Linked DNA regions of Homo sapiens: region 1 is linked to region 2. The links are chromatin loops, found by intact Hi-C in ENCODE. Cell type or tissue: PC-3. All regions are shown on one strand.

What was found. Peaks named below come from ENCODE experiments on the same cell type or tissue, not always from the same donor. Only the 100,000 strongest peaks of a DNase experiment are listed, where the experiment ranks them.
Region 1: a loop joins it to region 2, with 2.6 times the contacts of the local background. A loop is called at or near these places in 1 of 110 quality-filtered maps.

Annotation. Positions count from the first base shown.
Region 1 is chr2:140,176,442-140,181,441 of GRCh38, reverse strand. LOC107985822 (a long non-coding RNA gene) reads right to left here and starts at 2,986. Exons shown (of 3, transcript XR_001739215.1): 1 at 2,650-2,986; 2 at 2,221-2,265; 3 at 322-1,759. In PC-3, no CTCF peak of the experiment used is centred here; a DNase peak (open chromatin) is centred at 3,021; H3K4me3 peaks cover 402 bases; H3K27ac peaks cover 502 bases.
Region 2 is chr2:140,648,649-140,653,648 of GRCh38, reverse strand. All of the region lies in intron 41 of LRP1B (LDL receptor related protein 1B), which reads left to right. Among named protein-coding and RNA genes, the nearest start is that of MIR7157, 64 kb to the right of the region's middle. In PC-3, no CTCF peak of the experiment used is centred here; a DNase peak (open chromatin) is centred at 2,648; H3K27ac peaks cover 1,479 bases.

The DNA of each region.
Region 1 (5,000 bases), 470 kb after region 2:
ATTTGTTCATTCATTTTCTTCCAAATATATTTTATGACCTCCTCCCGTGAGTCAAGCAGCTTTCCAGGCATTGGGAAGAAAATGGTGAGCAAGAAATTGTTTCTTGTTTTCATGGAGTTTAATGTCATATGAGTGAAACAAACATAAAATGAAGAAACACACTGAGATTTTGACGCTAAAGTAAAGCAATATGGTCCTTAGAAAACAAATAACCAAGGAATATGATCAAGTTTAAGGAGACTAGGAAACATTTTGACATAAAGTGATTACTGAGTCAAGAGCCAGAAAATGCTAAGAGTTAACTGGGCTGAGATTGGAATCATAGAAGAAAACCAAAGTGAGAGAAAAGAAGTAAGAACATAGGGGCATTTGAACCCCATGGAAGAGAGTAAAGGCAAGTAGAATATTGGTATGTTAGAGGAGGGTGGAGAGAGGCATTGGCTTGAGAGTAATGCTTACAACAGCTAACCTTTTTTGGTTTATTGAGCACTCATTATGTGTCAGATATTGTGCTAAATGTTTCTACATTTTATTTTTATTTAATAATGACAAAATCTACGAGGAAGTATAATTACTTTTTCCATTTTGTGTATAGTGCAACCATATCTATGAAATGTTAGGAAATGGGCTTATAGTCTCAGCTACTAAATGGCACTGCCCAAATTAGAAACTGTAAACCATGTCTCTAGAATCAATAGTCCAGGGCTGGGAGGTCAGAGAAGGCTGAGCTCATTCAGCTGTGGGCTCCAAGAACTGACTGTTGCTTGAATAAAATTTCATGTATTTACATTTGAGAGGAGCTTTCCCACCTGAAACTGTGTCCTACTTCCTATGAAAGGTGAAACTGGAAGGATAAAATATAAGGAATCGATGACATATTAGTTGAGAGTATAATCTCATTCTCCATCTTCTTACCAAAGAGAGATTCCTGGCCATCAGGAAAAAAAGACATATAGTATTTTAATGCATGCTATAATATTTCTTTGGCAACTCTAGATTCTGTGGATTTCAAGGATACCAGCAGAGACATTGCTGGCATCCTGCTCTCTAGCCTTTTTCCCCATGACAATTCACTTCCTTCCCTGAAACAGTCAATTCCACTCAGCTAACACAGTAACTGAGGCAGGCCTCTAAGAGGCTGTGAGAGGACAAAGGAGTGGGATGTGACTGGTGGCTTCAGATGTCACCCCTTGTTATGATGGTCCGCTGTGAGCCCTGTGGCTGGATAACACAGCCCAGCTTTCGTGCCCTTACATTGTAGGAAATCGATATGGAGACACCCTAAATGTGTCCTGAAGAGAATAAGATATATGTGTGTGTGTGTGTGTGTGTGTGTGTGTGTTCTGTGTCCCAACACAGCAAATAAATTCAATGCACCAGATTCTCCAGATAAGTGACACAATTCACTACAAGGGTGGTTGCTAAAATGTTCTGCCTCTCTCCTTAGAAATCCACAACAGAATGAGGAGAAAGGAAGCCTTAAGTGTGGCTTCTAAAATATCCAAGGGTGATTTGACCGCCTACTTTGATAATTGCTGTTACTGGCCCAGGTCTCAGCTCTTACAAACGATGCCCCAGTAATGAGATACTTACCAGACAGAAGTACCTTGGGGACTCTGAGGTGAGCCGTTGGCATTCATGGTTCTCTTCATTGTGTATGGTCCTTTCTTTTCATGGAGGCTCCATTTCCTCAGACACTACCAGGCATTTCTCTTATTGATCTCCCCTTTTCTCGCCATGCAGTTTCTTCACTGAAGCACTAGTTAACATTAAACACTTGCATTTTTACATCAGCATTTCATTTAAAAATAATTATATGAGGAAATGATCAATGTTATACAACCTCAGTCATTTTGCAATGAATGAGAAAATACTTATGGCTTTTAACGATTAGAGAAATAATTTATGTGATTAAAATCATTTTCCAATATTCTTTTGGTTAAAATATTTAAGTATGTGCTTTTTCAGCTTGGATAAATAAATGAAGTCAGGTAAAATGCAAATCAAAGACTGAATGAAAATAAATAATTACTGTGCAGCATTTTTTTGGGGGGAATGGGGGCACACTTTCTCTTTTCATTTGCTAGAAGAAGAGAAAGATTTGTTGCTATGAAGATTATGTGATTTCAAATTCTACACCAGACAGGGATTACTCCAAGTTTAGCAGAACACGTTTTTGCACTGAGTACTCAAAACCTATGAATAGGAGCACATTTCTACCTGAGATTCATTGCAAGTCAGTTTCACTGCGTGGAGAGCACATGCCTGGAAAAGAAAAAGCCTGTTTACTGACAAATTACATTATTAAATATTCTAAAACAAAAACAGAAAAGTAAAAAGCCAAAAACAAAAACAATTACAATGCACGCTTCTGAGGACCGGTGTTACAAGATTTGACATATAGCAGTAGGTTTTTTGTTGTTGTTGTTATTTTTAAAATGATTTCCAGATTTTTTTTTATTTTACTTATGAGCCCAAAGTCTGGATTAAAAGTTAAACCAGTTTTGCATGTATGTGTTATAGTTAGTAAAGTTAAAATAAATGACACATTTTAACACTTTCTTACATAAACAGACAGAAAGTTAGCAAAACTTTAACTAGTGTGATGATGAACTGTAATTTCTAGTGGAGGTTTAGGGCTACACTTACCATCAACCAAATTGGGAAATGGTCATGATCCCTGGCATTGCACCAAACAAACAAGACAGACATGCTAATTTGAAAAACGATGCCTTGCTGCTGTCTTGTCCTGGTTTGTAGTTATAATTTTAGTCTTGGTCTAGCCACTGTGGACCCCCATGCAGCCTTCAACTTCCAAGAAAAGAGGCAGTTGTTGCTTTTCTTCCCAAACCTCAGTAATTTCCGTGCTGGCTTTATTCCACCTCTTTGATAGTCAGGGTGTTCCAGGGTTTTCACAGTCCTCGAAACTCATTTCAGAAAGCCCCTTCAGGAGATACCCTGGCAGGAAGTCTGGACTATGCATCAAAATATTGCCATAAAACTCAAGTTTTATTGCTATTGTTCCTATAATAGGAAACTCTTATATGTTTATCCTGTATGCTATCATGCTGGAAATGTTTAAAGTATGTTTGGCAGAATCATGCCAACAGCTTTTAATGGCATGCTCAAAATAAGTGTTGGCCCGGCATCAAATCTCTCCAGCCCTACTTCTGTCCACCCAGATACCTCTAACAAATGGTCTGAATTCACTACAGAAGATTGAGAGAGAAAACAAACACAAAATAAATAAATAGTACCCAGGAGGATTTTCACTTTGTTTTCTGTTAGTGAGATTTTGATTTTATTTTGGTTTTGTAGAATCCAACAAATAGGGTTCTGGGTTATTTGTTCATAAGAAGAGGAGTGTATTCAGTCACGTACAACGTGCTCCTCTCCGTCTTTTCCTGAGCTTTCCCTTTCACGATGGATTCTAAGGGGTGATGTTAACTGTGGATATTTCTCTTGGTTCTTTAATCCAGATGTTTGATACTTTTGCCGGTCTTGATTCTTAAGTTTTGTGTTATGCATGTAATATTTAGTTCTTAGCATTTTTCTGTTGTGAAGAGTAAGTGGATCCATGAATTTGCAGTGCCTAAAACAGTTCACACACTGAGTCTTGGATAAGTATTAGATTTTTATCTTTAGTACCAATAATCTTTATTATAGATTCACTACTCCTTCATTTGTGCTCATTTTCTTAAATGGCCCTCACCTTAAACTCTTTAAACTTTAGTGCATACCCAGGCCTGTTGTGAAGATTCTCTAATTATGTATTAGCAGATGAGAATAATTTGTGTGTTCATTACTAGAGGTATTAGTATTGAAAAACATTCCATGTCAGGACTGCTTAAGTCTTAATATTATAGATTCATCCACTCCATCTATTCTAAAGACTGGTCTTGTTTCATGCATAAAAGGATTTGACTGCTTGGACCAGTAAATTCAGTTACAGTATATAGACAAACTTATAAAGTTTTCTGGTTAGAATTTATGGGTTGTTTTACTCTGTTGAGCAGTCATGATTTTAAAAGACACAAGATCACAACTCTCAAGGTTGAATAATCACTGGTGGTGCCCTGATGAGCCAAAATGTCACAATCAGGCTAAATAGCATATGCGCTTGACCCAGCTGTCAGATGTTATTAATAGGCTGACTTAAAAAATGAAAGCAGTAGGGGTGTCATCGACATTTTGAGGCCCATATGCCCATATGCCTAATGCAGTAAAACACCTGCCATGGCTAGTTTCTGGTTCCAAGCGAAGTAAATCAGCCTACACTTCCCTCAACAGTTAAAAATACATCAACACCTACTCAGAATTTTACCTGTGCCATAACCCTCAGGCTATCACCTCTTCCCCTCCAAACTGCTTGTGATCCAAGGTAAAACAACTGTTTCAATTCTTCACACCTCTGGAGCAAACTTTCTAGTGTGTATTCCCTTGCTGTATGTGTGTGCGTGCGTGTGTGTGTGTGTGTGTGTGTGTGTGTGTGTGTGTGGAGAATGAAAGAGAACGAGAACTAGACTCTTCATATTTTGTTATCTACAGAGTTTATGAAGTTGAGGTAGAAAGTCTGTGCACTTACTACATAGACACCAATAAGGATTTGGAAGATCCTATTTAAAAATGTTAAATTGTGTTAACAATGAGATATATCAGAAAGTAACTCAAAACTTATAAACTGTTGTTTGTTGACCCTTAGGACTTCTATATAGAGAATAATGGGAGTTGATATTTTTCTTATGACAGGATAAAATATACCTCTTCCAGAAGAGTCTGAAAGTTCACCTTTATTCAGATTCTTTGGGTGATAGTCTAAAGTCATTTTGGCCAGGCACAGTGGCTCACGCCTGTAATTCCAGCATTTTGGGAAGCCGAGGCGGGCGGATCACGAGGTCAGGAGATTGAGACCACCCTGGCTAACACGGTGAAAACCTGTCTCTACTAAAAAAAAAAAAAAAATACAAAAAAATTAGCTAGGCGTGGTGGCATGTGCCCTG
Region 2 (5,000 bases):
AATATGGTCACATATATTATCTTAGGCTTTTAAATATGAAAAAACTTGTTTTCTTACATAGCTTGCAGACTTTACAGCCCAATACCTATTTTCTACCATATCACCATATTTAATTCCATAGTCATTCTTTACGTTGTTATTATCATATAAATTTTAATGATTGTTAAACCATCTAGTATATGATGCCTATTTTTCCTTTTTCATACAACTTTCTAGTCTCCACGGATTCAACAATTATCTCTTTTTTTCTCCTTTGCTTATAGTACTTATCACTACTGCACCAATATATTCCCTTAAGAGATATGTATATCTCCTCTCAGTCCTTATCCTGAAATATTCAAGGGAGTAAACTTTTGCTACTTGTTATTCCTGAAAAGTATCTATTTCCTATCTTTTTATCTTATTGTTGTATAGTCCGGGAGGTTTCCTCAAATTTGTCTTCCATCATTCTATTGATTTTGAACTTTCTGCCACTATATTTTAATTTCTTAGGACTCTTTTGAGGATATTCCATATAGCATCCTATGTTTGTTTTATAATGTTAAATGTTTCCTACATCCTTTCTATTGTCTTGATGATGCTTATTAACATTTCATTCTTTTGGTCTGGGTCTTTCCTGTTGGAGATATTCCTCAAACGTATGGTGCTACTTAGCTTTCTTAGATTTTGTAAATATCTAGGGATTTAAATTAAGATTTTTTGTATTTATTTTAAAGTAATTTTAAGAATAGCTTTTGACACTTACATCAAGCTTTGTATTACTATTTTCAACAATTTTTTTAAGTAACATTTTTAACTGGTTTCAGTAATCTCACAAAGTAATCTACAACTATTTTTTTCCATTATCAAGATACACTGATGGATTCATTTTTAGTTGGATTGGCATGTTTTCAACTAAATATGGTACTGGAACAATTTATTTTTGCTCCTGTTTAAGTGACAATATTGTTAACTTTCTTTTGTACATGAAAGGAAACTTTCATGATTCTAAATTTTTTCTTTTCTAATCTTTGTCGCTCAAAACTCAGAAATTTATAACACAAATTTCTTGTAAAACTTGGTCCTATAGAGGGGTGTGAAGTCAGTGTGATTCTTTTCTTTGTATACAGCTTTAGTTTCCTGTCTTGAGCTCAAATGAGTATAGTTATTAAATATTAAAAATATCCAGAATATGTCTAAAAATGGGTATTCTCCCTAATTTTTCTGATAATATGCTTTTTTAAAAAACTTTTCTTGTGCAATATTTTCATTAGTTAGGTAGAGTCAAAAATTATATCTTTGATAACTTCCTTTATTCTAGTGTATTTAGTCATTTTATAATTCAGTAAGCTTCTTCCATATTGTATTTTCACTTAAATATTTATCTCTGTGAATTTATCTAGATGTCTCAAATTTGTCTTTCCCATCAAGAATTCAATATTTGAAAATGACAACTGTTTTTTTTCACTGTATCAATTATAGATTTTAATTTTGTACTTGCATTATTGGATTTCCTATAATATTTCCTTATCTCCAACATCTCCCTTTTAATCTTAAATGTTGCTTTTTTAAAAACATTTTTCCTTTTGACTTTCTGCTACTTTTTTTTATAAAATCTCTTAAACTTACATTTTTTTTGTTCTATGAACTTTAAATATCAGGCAATTTTCTAATATATTCTCTTGTGCTTACCCATATTCAAGAAACATATTGTTTTCCTAAGCCTTTAGAATGAAGTTCATTTTCCCTTTTTCTGAAGGTAATATGTTAGAACCATGTTATCTATTTTCCAGTGTTATTTCTACCCTGGAAGGCAAACCTGTTTGACAATAATCAAAGTATATCATTTGCTGTTCATTCCACTCGAAATGGCTTCCTCCAATCTTCAGCTCAGAAGTGGTGTGATGTATATGTCTCCTAATCTAATACTCAGTGTTCATGACTCCCTCATCTACTGCAACTATTCTAGGTCATGTGGTATTTTCTCCTAAAATCTGGTTCGATGACATTTTAGTTTTGTGAAATATACACTGAACTACAATTCTCTCTTTGCTTTCTTCCCTCTACCTATTTACTTTTTGGGTAACTGCATCTCCCTACATAAGATGAACTTCTGCCCATTCTTTTTTTTTTTTTTTTTTTTAATTTTTGTATGTGTTTTTTTTTAATTATACTTTAAGTTTTAGGGTACATGTGCACAATGTGCAGGTTAGTTACATATGTATACATGTGCCATGCTGGTGCGCTGCACCCACTAACTCGTTATCTAGCATTAGGTATATCTCCCGATGCTATCCCTCCCCCCTCCCCCCACCCCACAACAGTCCCCAGAGTGTGATATTCCCCTCCCTGTGTCCATGTGATCTCATTGTTCAATTCCCACCTATGAGTGAGAATATGCGGTGTTTGGTTTTTTGTTCTTGCGATAGTTTACTGAGAATGATGATTTCCAATTTCATCCATGTCCCTACAAAGGACATGAACTTCTCTGCCCGTTCTTATCTCCCAAACTTACTGCCAGATGGTTCTGGTGTTTCCTGGAATGTTTGAAGAAAAAGAACTGTTAAAGGCCATTCGGAAGAAAAGAGAATTAAGGTGCTCTTTTCAGAGTGATACTTGTACATGTACTTAAGGATGACTAACTGATGACTAGCTGTTAATATGGATTTACTATTTGGAAACTAGCTAAGAGACATGGGGTTAAGAAAACAATACATGCCATCTTTCACTTTAACATGTTTATTCTATTAGAGTTGCCCTGGCTAAAGAGGCTCACTGCTTGTTGTGTTTTTTAGTCTAGATCTATTAACCTTGTAATTACTTTCGAGGGGAAATCTCTCTCACTATTGGGAGCAAGTTTTCCAATATTACTAGAATTTAGTGGTGGCAAGAATTTTCACTTTGTACTTCCCCTGAGATTTTTAAGTTGTTTCAGTGGGAGACACTTCACTAGGGATTTTCATCAGCTCCCATTTAAATAAAGTTCCTCAGCAGGCCAATCTTTAAAATGATTTAACTGTCGGCCGGGCATGGTGGCTCACACCTGTAATCCCAGCACTTTGGGAGGCCAAGGCAGGCAGATCACCTGAGTTCAGGAGTTTGAGACCAACCTGGCCAACATGGTGAAACACCGTCTCTTCTAAAAATATAAAAATTAGCTGGCCATGGTGGCAGGCACCTGTAATCCCAGGTACTTGGGAGGCTGAGACAGGAGAATCGCTTGAACCCAGAAAGCGGAGGTTGCAGTGAGCCGAGATTGTGCCACTGCACTCCAGCCTAGGCAACAGAGTGAGACTCCTTCTCAAAAATAAATAAATAAATAAATAAATAAATAAATAAATAAATAAATAAATAAATAAAAATAAAAATAAAGTGATTTAACTAACTTTCTATCGGAGCCAGCTGAATTGCCTTCCTCTCTTTTAAATTTTCTGATTAACCTCTGCCTTTTTTTTATATTAGAAAAAGTAAAACATTCAAATAAGTATCTAGAAATTAAATTTTTTTAAAAAACCTTTGTTTGCCAATACATTATTTTGGGAAAACTTTATATTTGCACTAAGAAAAATTGTCTCTTTCGTGTAGCTTACTTTTAGAATATATATTTCTTTATGATCAGAAGTTGAATATAAAAGTAAATATTTCTCAAAATAGAGAAAATTTAAACTTTGTTTACAAGTGCTTCAGTTATATTAGCTTCATTAAAGTTGATAGAGTAAATTGAATGACATGTTTCAAGGATTTATATTTTTACCACAAAAATATAGTATGGATACATTAGCACAAATATACCTAATATTTATTGCCAAACTATAACCATCCAGGTGTATTATACTGTCTTCTTAAGGAGTCAAAAAATGTAAAACTGGTTGAGAGATAAATACATATAGCTTTTGCTATTGTCTTTATTGGTGAGTCCTAATTCTTATAGTTTGGTAGATTCACGGGATCTGGTGAGGAGGAACCAATGTGATTCTGATACTACAGGCAAGCATCCAAACTATGTGGTTTAAAGCTAAGTGTTATGGCATTATCATATAACAAAGAGGAAAATCAAAGAAGCAAACTTTAGCAGTGGATACTTGTCTTTTATCAAAGCTCTAAAGCAATTGTCCTGAGCTGTTGAGAGAAAAGAAACTATGATTTCCTAGATCTTTCAACTACAGAATCAGCCCCAATTCTTCCATTCAGTAGCATGTAGTCTGGGGACAATTTGGAGAGAATATGGGATTGAATGAACACTTCAACTTTTTTTTTCCCCTTGAAAGTGCTATTTGTAGGATATGATTGCCACTATCCAGATAAAGCATAATAGTGCTAGGGATGAAGAACAGAGAGAAGTCTGTATTTCAGAGCTTTAGAGAATGAAATGGACAGAAATTGATGGCCATTTGACTGTAGTAAGTGGAGGAAGGGGATATTTTATGTAACTCTTATTTCCACCTTGAATTAGGTAGGAAATCACTACCAGGATAGAGAATGCCAGAAGACAAACAGTATTGTGAATGTTATCTCATATGTAGTGTTGGCTGGATTGAATTTTATGTACCTAGAAAACACCTGTACTAAAGATATTTAAAAGATACTTTTAAATATTGGCCTGAATTACAAAGGGTTGAGGAGGTCAAAGTCTAGAGATATAACCTGATCAGTTCTACCCCCAAAATATATTTTGGGTTAGTTTGTTTCTCTCCCACCCCACTACCAGGATGCTTCTTTGGCCATTAATCATAATCTACATTCTCCAGCTCCTATCTCTAACTCTATAAATTGTGTTTCATACAACAGTCAGAGTGATATTGTGTGAGGGGTTATGCCACTTTTCTGCTTAAAGGCTCCACATTACAATTAAATTTAAAGTTATATGTCGTATTCTGTCTCTAAGGACCTTGCATCATCTGGCTCCTGGGATCTCACACCATTCCTGTGCAGTTCTTGAGACTTGAAGCCCACTGGCTTTCTTTCCATTCTTCAAGCTATCTTACTTCAGACTGTGGCATGTTTCATTTCCTGTACCTGGA